Regions from separate parts of the Mus musculus genome. Here all the other regions are linked to region 1. A link is a loop called in an ENCODE intact Hi-C map of the cell type or tissue named here. Cell type or tissue: heart. All regions are shown on one strand.

What was found. Hi-C counts contacts between places; a loop is a spot of excess contacts. Peaks named below come from ENCODE experiments on the same cell type or tissue, not always from the same donor. Only the 100,000 strongest peaks of a DNase experiment are listed, where the experiment ranks them.
Region 2: it touches region 1 in a loop (4-fold over the local background); 3 of 42 quality-filtered maps call a loop at or near these places.
Region 3: it touches region 1 in a loop (12-fold over the local background); 8 of 42 quality-filtered maps call a loop at or near these places.

The regions. Positions count from the first base shown.
Region 1 is chr4:123,304,622-123,307,121 of GRCm38, forward strand. No RefSeq gene overlaps it. Among named protein-coding and RNA genes, the nearest start is that of Gm22154, 13 kb to the left of the region's middle. In heart, a CTCF peak has its summit at 1,260 (motif pointing right); no DNase peak of the experiment used is centred here; H3K27ac peaks cover 204 bases.
Region 2 is chr4:123,583,246-123,585,745 of GRCm38, forward strand. The region is part of intron 1 of Macf1 (microtubule-actin crosslinking factor 1); the gene reads right to left. Among named protein-coding and RNA genes, the nearest start is that of Mir6398, 32 kb to the right of the region's middle. In heart, a CTCF peak has its summit at 1,016 (motif pointing left); no DNase peak of the experiment used is centred here; H3K27ac peaks cover 601 bases.
Region 3 is chr4:123,528,396-123,530,895 of GRCm38, forward strand. All of the region lies in intron 5 of Macf1 (microtubule-actin crosslinking factor 1), which reads right to left. Among named protein-coding and RNA genes, the nearest start is that of Gm31156, 22 kb to the right of the region's middle. In heart, a CTCF peak has its summit at 1,058 (motif pointing left); a DNase peak (open chromatin) is centred at 1,016.

The DNA of each region.
Region 1 (2,500 bases):
TCCAGCTTAACAGTTTAGTGCCCATGTTGGAGCTGGGCACTAAAGCCACCAGGCATGCTGTATACACAGATGCACCACCAACGGAGCTAAATGTTTAATCCTAGATCCTGTGTGTCTTTGTGTATTAAATATTGTGTGATATCTGAGGCATACAGATATTTCTCTTGGTTTATCAGGCTGTAGTTTTTATTTTACTTTGTTTATAATGTACTTTTGCTGTGTAAAGACTTGTTTTTAGGGACTGGAGAGATGGCTCAGTGGTTAAGAGCACTGTCTGCTCTTCCAGAGGTCCTGAGTTCAATTCCCAGCAACTACATGGTGGCTCACAACCATCTGTAATGGGGATCCAATGCCCTCTTCTGGTGTGTCTGAAGACAGCAACAGTGTAATCACATACATAAATAAGTAGATAAATCTTTTTTTAAAAAAAGTTTTATTACATTAAAAACAGGATTTTTAAAAGTTTTTTTTTAATATTTTATTTATTTTATGTGTATGAGTACATCATAGTGGTTGCTGGGAACTGAACTCTGGACCTCCAGAAGAGCAGCCAGTGCTCTTAACTGCTGAGTCATCTCTCCAGCCCAATAAAACTTTTTTTTTTGATTTGGTTGTTTTGAGATAGGGTTTCTCTGTGTAGCCTGACTATCCTAGAATTCACTCTGTAGATCAGGCTGGCCTCAAACTCAGAGATCTGTCTGCCTCTGCCTCTCAAGTGCTGAGATTAAAGTTGTGAGCTACCACCAGCTTGTAATTAAATTTTGTTATCATTTTTTAAGACCTACTGTGTATCTCTGGATGTAGACTAGGATGGCCTTGAACTCACAGAGATCTGTCTGCAAAGTGCTGAGATTAAGGGTATCGCCCCCTAGCTATTGTTTTTGTTTGTTTGTTTGTTTGTTTGTTTGAGACATGATTTTATATAGCCCAGGCTGGTTGGAAACTCACTCTGAAACAGAGAATAACCTTGAACTCCTGATTATCCCACCTCTATCTCCTAATTTCTGGGGCTATAATTATCTGCCTCCATTCCTGGTTTTGTTTTTTGGTTGACTGGTTTATTTATTTATTTGTTTGTTTGTTTTGGTTTTCGAGACAGGGTTTCTCTGTGTAGCCCTGGCTGTCCTGGAACTCACTCTGTAGACCAGACTGGCCTCGAACTCAGAAATCCACTGGCTGGTTGACTGGTTTTTAAGGCAAGGTCAAGCTTTGTAGTTAGGCCAGATTATGATATACTTGCAGTTTTCCAAGTAGCCTCTAGATGGCAGTACTACTCTGCTGAGAGCCTCTGTCCTGTCCCATAACTTCTACGTTGTCCCACTTCTATGTTGAACTTGTCTCTCAGTGAGTCTTCCATCTGATGGCGCTATGCTTTCCTGCACTTGTCCAGCTGTCTGTCTGCCTGTGGTGTTCAGTGGCTCCTACACAGGCCCTTTAGACGTCTCAGATCAAAGCCACCCCAGTCCTCCTCCATACTTCCTTCCCACTTCCTGTTTAGTAGACACTACCTCCTAGCCAGCCAGCATGCTGCCCAGGGTCCTGGGGCTCTTTCTTGGCATTCATCTGGGCCCAGCTGGCTCTCCACCCTCCCACCCTTACCACACAATCCTCCAAGGTACTCTTTCTGTCTCCAATTAGAGCAGAATTGCATACAAGTGTGTGTGTGTGTGTGTGTGTGTGTGTGTGTGTGATGTGTCATGATGCCTATGTGGAGGTCAGAGCACAACTCTGGAGTTGGTTCTTTCCTGTCACCTTTATATGGGTGCCAGCATAGTACTCAGGTCGCCAGGCTTGTTCAGCAAGTGTTTTTATCCTCTGGGCCATCTGGCCAGACTTCCACATCTTAAATTCACTTTCTTTTGGTTGTTGAGACAGTCTTATGTAGCACAGGCTGGTTTCAAACTCACTATGTAGCTGAGAATGGTCTCATAGTCTGACCCCCCCCCCCCCGCCCCCAGCTTCCTGAGCCAGAGAAGGACGGCTGGTGTCTTGGGCGGCGTCTCTCACTGAACTGGAAGCTCAACGTTTCAGCCAGGCTGCCTGGGCAGCAATCTCTTGGAGCTGCCCATCTCCCCGTCCCCCAGTGCTGAGGCTACAGGCATGGGTGCTGGGCACTCAAACTCCAGTCCTCATGCTTGCGGTGAGAAAACCGCAGGCTCTCTACAATCATCACTGGGGCCACTCGTTCCCACTAGGTTATGAGTTCCCCCAGGGGTGGGACCTCGACAGGAGTTCTCATTACCACACAGCTAGTATTTTGCTAAATAAATGAGAAGAGAAGCCAGTGTTAAAAGATCAAAAGAACCCTCATTAACCTGGTTCACCCGTGAGGAAGGACCAGCTACCACATCTATGAGGCTAATGCACCCCAGAGGCTGAGCCAACCTTCAGCTGCTGTAGACAGTTTGCACTGACACACTTCAAGGGCTGGGAGCAGAGTGCAGGGAGCCCATGTTCGTTTCCCCCAAGCCCCTCGAAGGCCAACTTGGCCCAGGCACCC
Region 2 (2,500 bases), 280 kb after region 1:
CAATTGTAAAATACCTGGATACATATAGGATTGTTTTCATTTTTGATGTTGTTGTTGTTGGGTTTTGTTGTTTTTGTTTTTGGAGATAGGGTTTCTCTGTGTAGCCCTGGCTGTCCTTGGAACTCTGTAGACCTGACTGGACTCAAACTCACAGAGATCTTCTGCCTTTCCCTAGAATTTAAGGTGAAGTGCTAGGATTAAAGGCATGCACCACTATGGGCCCCTTCATTTCTTTTTTTTTAAAAGATTTATTTATTTATTATATGTAAGTTCACTGTAGCTGTCTTCAGACACTCCAGAAGAGGGAGTCAGATCTTGTTACAGATGGTTGTGAGCCACCATGTGGTTGCTGGGATTTGAACTCCCGACCTTCGGAAGAGCAGTCGGATGCTCTTACCCACTGAGCCATCTCACCAGCCTTCATTTCTTAAAAACAGCTACTTCTCAAAGCAAGGCAAGGTAGCATGCCTTTAATGTAAGCACTTAGCAGGTAAAATGAGGAAAATAAAGAGTTCAAGGCCAGCCTCAGCTACTTAGTACCAGGGAAGCCAGAGCGACATAAGGAGACCCTACCTCAAACAAACAAAATAACAACAAAATTGAAATTAAACAGAAGCAATTTTACCATAGCTTTGGTTTCATTCTTTATCAAGAATCTGGCTAGGCATGGTTAGCACATGCCTGTAACCCCAGCACCTGGGAGGCAAAAAAATAGGAGGCTCACTTGTGTTCTGGAGTTTGAAGCCAGCTTGAGCAACAAAGCAGAAATTTCGTCTTAAAACAAAACATCTAGCATCTGGAATAAATATTCTTCAAACACTCACTAAATCTGCAGAGCTCTTAATATAAGTTCCCATCCTTTGCTAATGTTCTACTGTGCGTGTGTAACATGTATGTTATGCCTGTGCTGATGCACTTGAGATAATGTCCAATATATAAAGATACCTACCTACAAGGACAAGGCTTAGTGAGTCTCAGCTGGAGTCTAAACGCCCAGTGACCCCTACTGGACAAACACAGACACAGAAAACTAAATTGTATAGCTAGGACAAAGATACCCTGTGTTGCATTTATTCTAGTAAAATTAGTATAGAACCTCTATCATACAAACTCAAGCTTATCTCAAAATATACACGCATGACATAAGAGAAAACAATGCTGGTCCAGCCAGATCAGTCTTTTCATGGGAAATAGTACAAGCTGGCTAATCTATGGGCTGCCCTCACTGGAAGCCAGCGTCTTTGTGAGGAGTCCTACCAGAGATAAGAACAGACAGAATGCATCGGCACTGTCTCTGACCCCTGACGGCCCCTTCTCCTCCTGGGGAGCTCAGGAGACTTGCTGCAGTCAGGGCACACTCTGCAAGCCTGGTGAATAATGCTTCCCCAGCTCATCCTCCCAGCTGCCACGACCGAGCAAGCCATAAAAGGAAATCTGGGTAACAATTTAAGTTTTAAAGAAAACACAGGTCCCATCCTGAGACTAGAGACAGTTCTCTAAATAGTCCTTTCAAGCACTGTAGTTCTTAGAACTGCTGCAGAGACATTGTAATGGCAGCTGGTGGCAATGCAGAAACAGGCCAATGCAAAAATGTCAATGAGTAAAACAAGCCCTTCTCTGAAAACTGGAGGCCACAGCTTCTAATTTGCATAAAACCAAAAGCGATGGGCATGAGGCCAAGCAACCCAACCTAGAGGGGCTGGTTATAGGTCGTGTAACTGCTTCATCCAGTAGAGACAACAAGGTAGTCCCATTATCACCCTCACTGTCCACCGTCAAGTGTGAGGGCAAGGCCCTGATCCCATCACCTCAGAGGAAGGGAAACCTTGTCTACCTGCCACCCTCAATGCCTACAGGAGAGTTAAGAAAAAGAAAAGCGTCTCCCTTTATTGATCAGTGAGCACCTAGCACCTTGCCATTCAACATCGCCGATTTAGACAGTAGTTGAAGCTCAATTTTCTTCCAACTGATATAGCTGGGATTCTAACTCCCTAAAATATTAAATCATGGGGTTTACTCAAACAATCTCAAAGAGCTGTCAAGCAAGTGAGAACATTTGTGGCTAATCTTTGTCAGACAGTTTACTTCAAAAACACTTCCTGGGGGCTGGAGAGATGGCTCCTTGGTGACGAGCACCAGCTGCTCTTTCAGAGGTCCTGAGTTCAATTCCCAGCACCCACATGGTGGCTCACAGGCATCTATAGTGCAGTCTCTAATGAGCAGACAAAAACTTTTAACTAGGATTCAATAAAGTCACACTTTACTATTATATACAAATTAATCACTTCAAATGTTATACATCTCAGAGTTTTGTTTTCCTGAAATCTAGCCCTTTTAGCACATGCTCGCACTTCTTCTCAGATACAATCCTCCAGTCTTAGGTGCTTGTGTGTCTTGCAATAATACAATTATCTAGCCTTTTTTTTTTTAAACATACAAAACCCAAAATAATCAAGCTCCCAGTTGTAGGGTGAGAGTGGGGATTCTTATTATAGTATAT
Region 3 (2,500 bases), 220 kb after region 1:
CTTTGCCACAGTTAGCTATCGTATTTTGAGTACTTGCTATATAACAAGTTCTATGTGAAGATACACACATATATAACATATATATAATGTAACAGGATAATATATATTATTCTGTTATATTCTCACAGCAGCCATGTGTGGCCCAATTTTTAAGTAAAGAAAACTCAGATTTAAGAAAGCTGATTAACTTGTCCAAGTTGAAATAACTGAGGACGGGGAAGACACAAGCCATTTAGACTTCATGTTAACACGACAAAATGGTTGATGTGTGTAATCTCAGCTACTGGGAGGCTAAAAAGGAAGAATTTCAAAGCAAGTCTGAAGCTAGCCTGGACTACTGAGTGAAACCCTGTCTCGAAAATACCCATAGAATAAAAGAGAGACTTTTCATTTCAGCTCCATTAATTACTAGAGGGAGAAAAATCTGCTCTCCACTGCCATAAAACAAGAAGATATTCCCATAGTTCTAAACTAGCAGCTAGACTCTGTAGCCAAGCAACGAAGAAATAACACTTGCTGCTGACTGGGGAGAGCAGCTGAGGGACTGAAACCCAGGTGATTTTCACTCAGACTGATGTAAGTAAGGCTCATAGACCACACCCTGCGCTGCCAGCCAGCAGAATTCCTCCACCAGGTTTCCAGCACACTGCCTAACACATGCAATCGAAGGCTCTCTGAATGGAGTGGGAGAAAAGAGGTATGCATGTTTCTTCTCTGTTGTAGCAGTTTATCTTTCATGTTCCTGCAGTGCCAGGAATCAAATAGAGGGCCTTGTACATGCTAGAGGCATATGCACCACCACTAAGCCACATACACACTGTGTATGTATGTATGTACATGAATGTAATGGGATTTTGCTATGTTGTCCTGGCTATGTAAGCTCAAAAAACATATACCAGCACAGCCCTATCACCTTTCCTGAAGAGTCTTCCCAGAAGGAAAGCAACTAGAGACCCTAAAGCCCCGGCCGGCCGGCTCTTGTGTAGCTACAGTGGGTGCTTCTTCCCTTAGTCTGGCACTAAAGGGCCAGCAAAACTGCAGCGCCATCTTATGGACATCACAGCACACAGCAAGTCAGAGCAAGGGAAACTCAGATCAGTTCACCAGCAAAAAATCATGACATTACAACCAAATTGTTCGTGCGGCCACCAAACCTTCACAAATACAATGAAGAAAGCAGAAATAAGGGTACTATTAAGCTTCATGCAGCAAGGTACACATTTGACTTCCATTAATGAAATATAACCTAATAAAAAAAAATCCCCCAAATAGATCAACCTGGGACAAAAAGAGATAGCTGCTTAATAGTAGAACTATTACTGCAGTGGGTTTCTCTAGGAAGCTTATAGAACTAAGCTTATTCTATTTTTACTTCTGTGAGTCTACTCTTTTCTAAATGTCTATATGTCAGTTGCGTCATTTTCTACTACAGAGAAAAACTGGTCAAGACAGGAACAGAAATTTGAGAAGGGTGGAACTAGGTTCAAATTGCTAAGTGGCTTAACTAATTTACTGAGTGATTCAGATTTCTTACCTATAAGATATGGACACTACCACCCACATAATGGGGTTGAAAGACAAGGCTAATGATATAATGTCTGTAAAGCACTTGGCTCAGTGCCTGATCTATAGTAAATCTCTTTTATTCCCATTTATGCCTGGGGCTAAACATTAGGAGCCATCCCTAGCTCCCACAGGGATCTCAGTACACCTCTTTTCCTTGATTGTATTCTAAGGAAAGTAAATAAACCCCAAGATTTTCTTCTTAGACAGGGATGCTTCCACTCTTTCTGAGTTAACTGACTACAGGACTAACGTGTGCATGGACCCTCACCTGGCATAGCCTATGAACATATGGCTATGCCTTCTCACAAAGCAAACTTTTGGGATCTACTTATTCAAGTCTTTTCCTCTGGCTTTTTTGGTAGTTAACCATTTATTACCCACAGTTTTCCTTGAGAGAAAACCAGAGTTAAAATGCACAGTCATTCATTCACTCTGTGAACATGAATGGCACTTTATCATACCCCAAGAACTAAGCAACCATGAAGCAGGAGGAGGAGGAAGAGGAGGAGAAGGAGGAGGAAGAAGAGGAAGAAGAGGACTTAGAACCAACTGGCACGGTGGTGAGGTAGAGGCAGGAGGATCAGGAGTTCAAGGATAGCCTGGGCCACAAGAGACCTGCTCTGGGAAGGAGGTGGGGACACACAAACTAAAAGTCCTCAACACCTCAAAAAGTGCTTGAGCCAAACCTAGAGAAAAGGCATTCTGTTATTGCTATAAAGATATGTGGCCCGAAGAGACCAACTGGTTACTGTTTCAGTTTCCTCATTTGGACAATGCTTAATAATAATAATTAAAGTAATTAATTTAATTTAATAAGCCATCATAGCCAATTTATCCGTTCAATCTACCTTCACAGCTTTTAGATGACCAAATTCATAGAACATTCATCCACTTAGTGAATATTCATTGACTGCTTATTTTATGACAAGCAAAG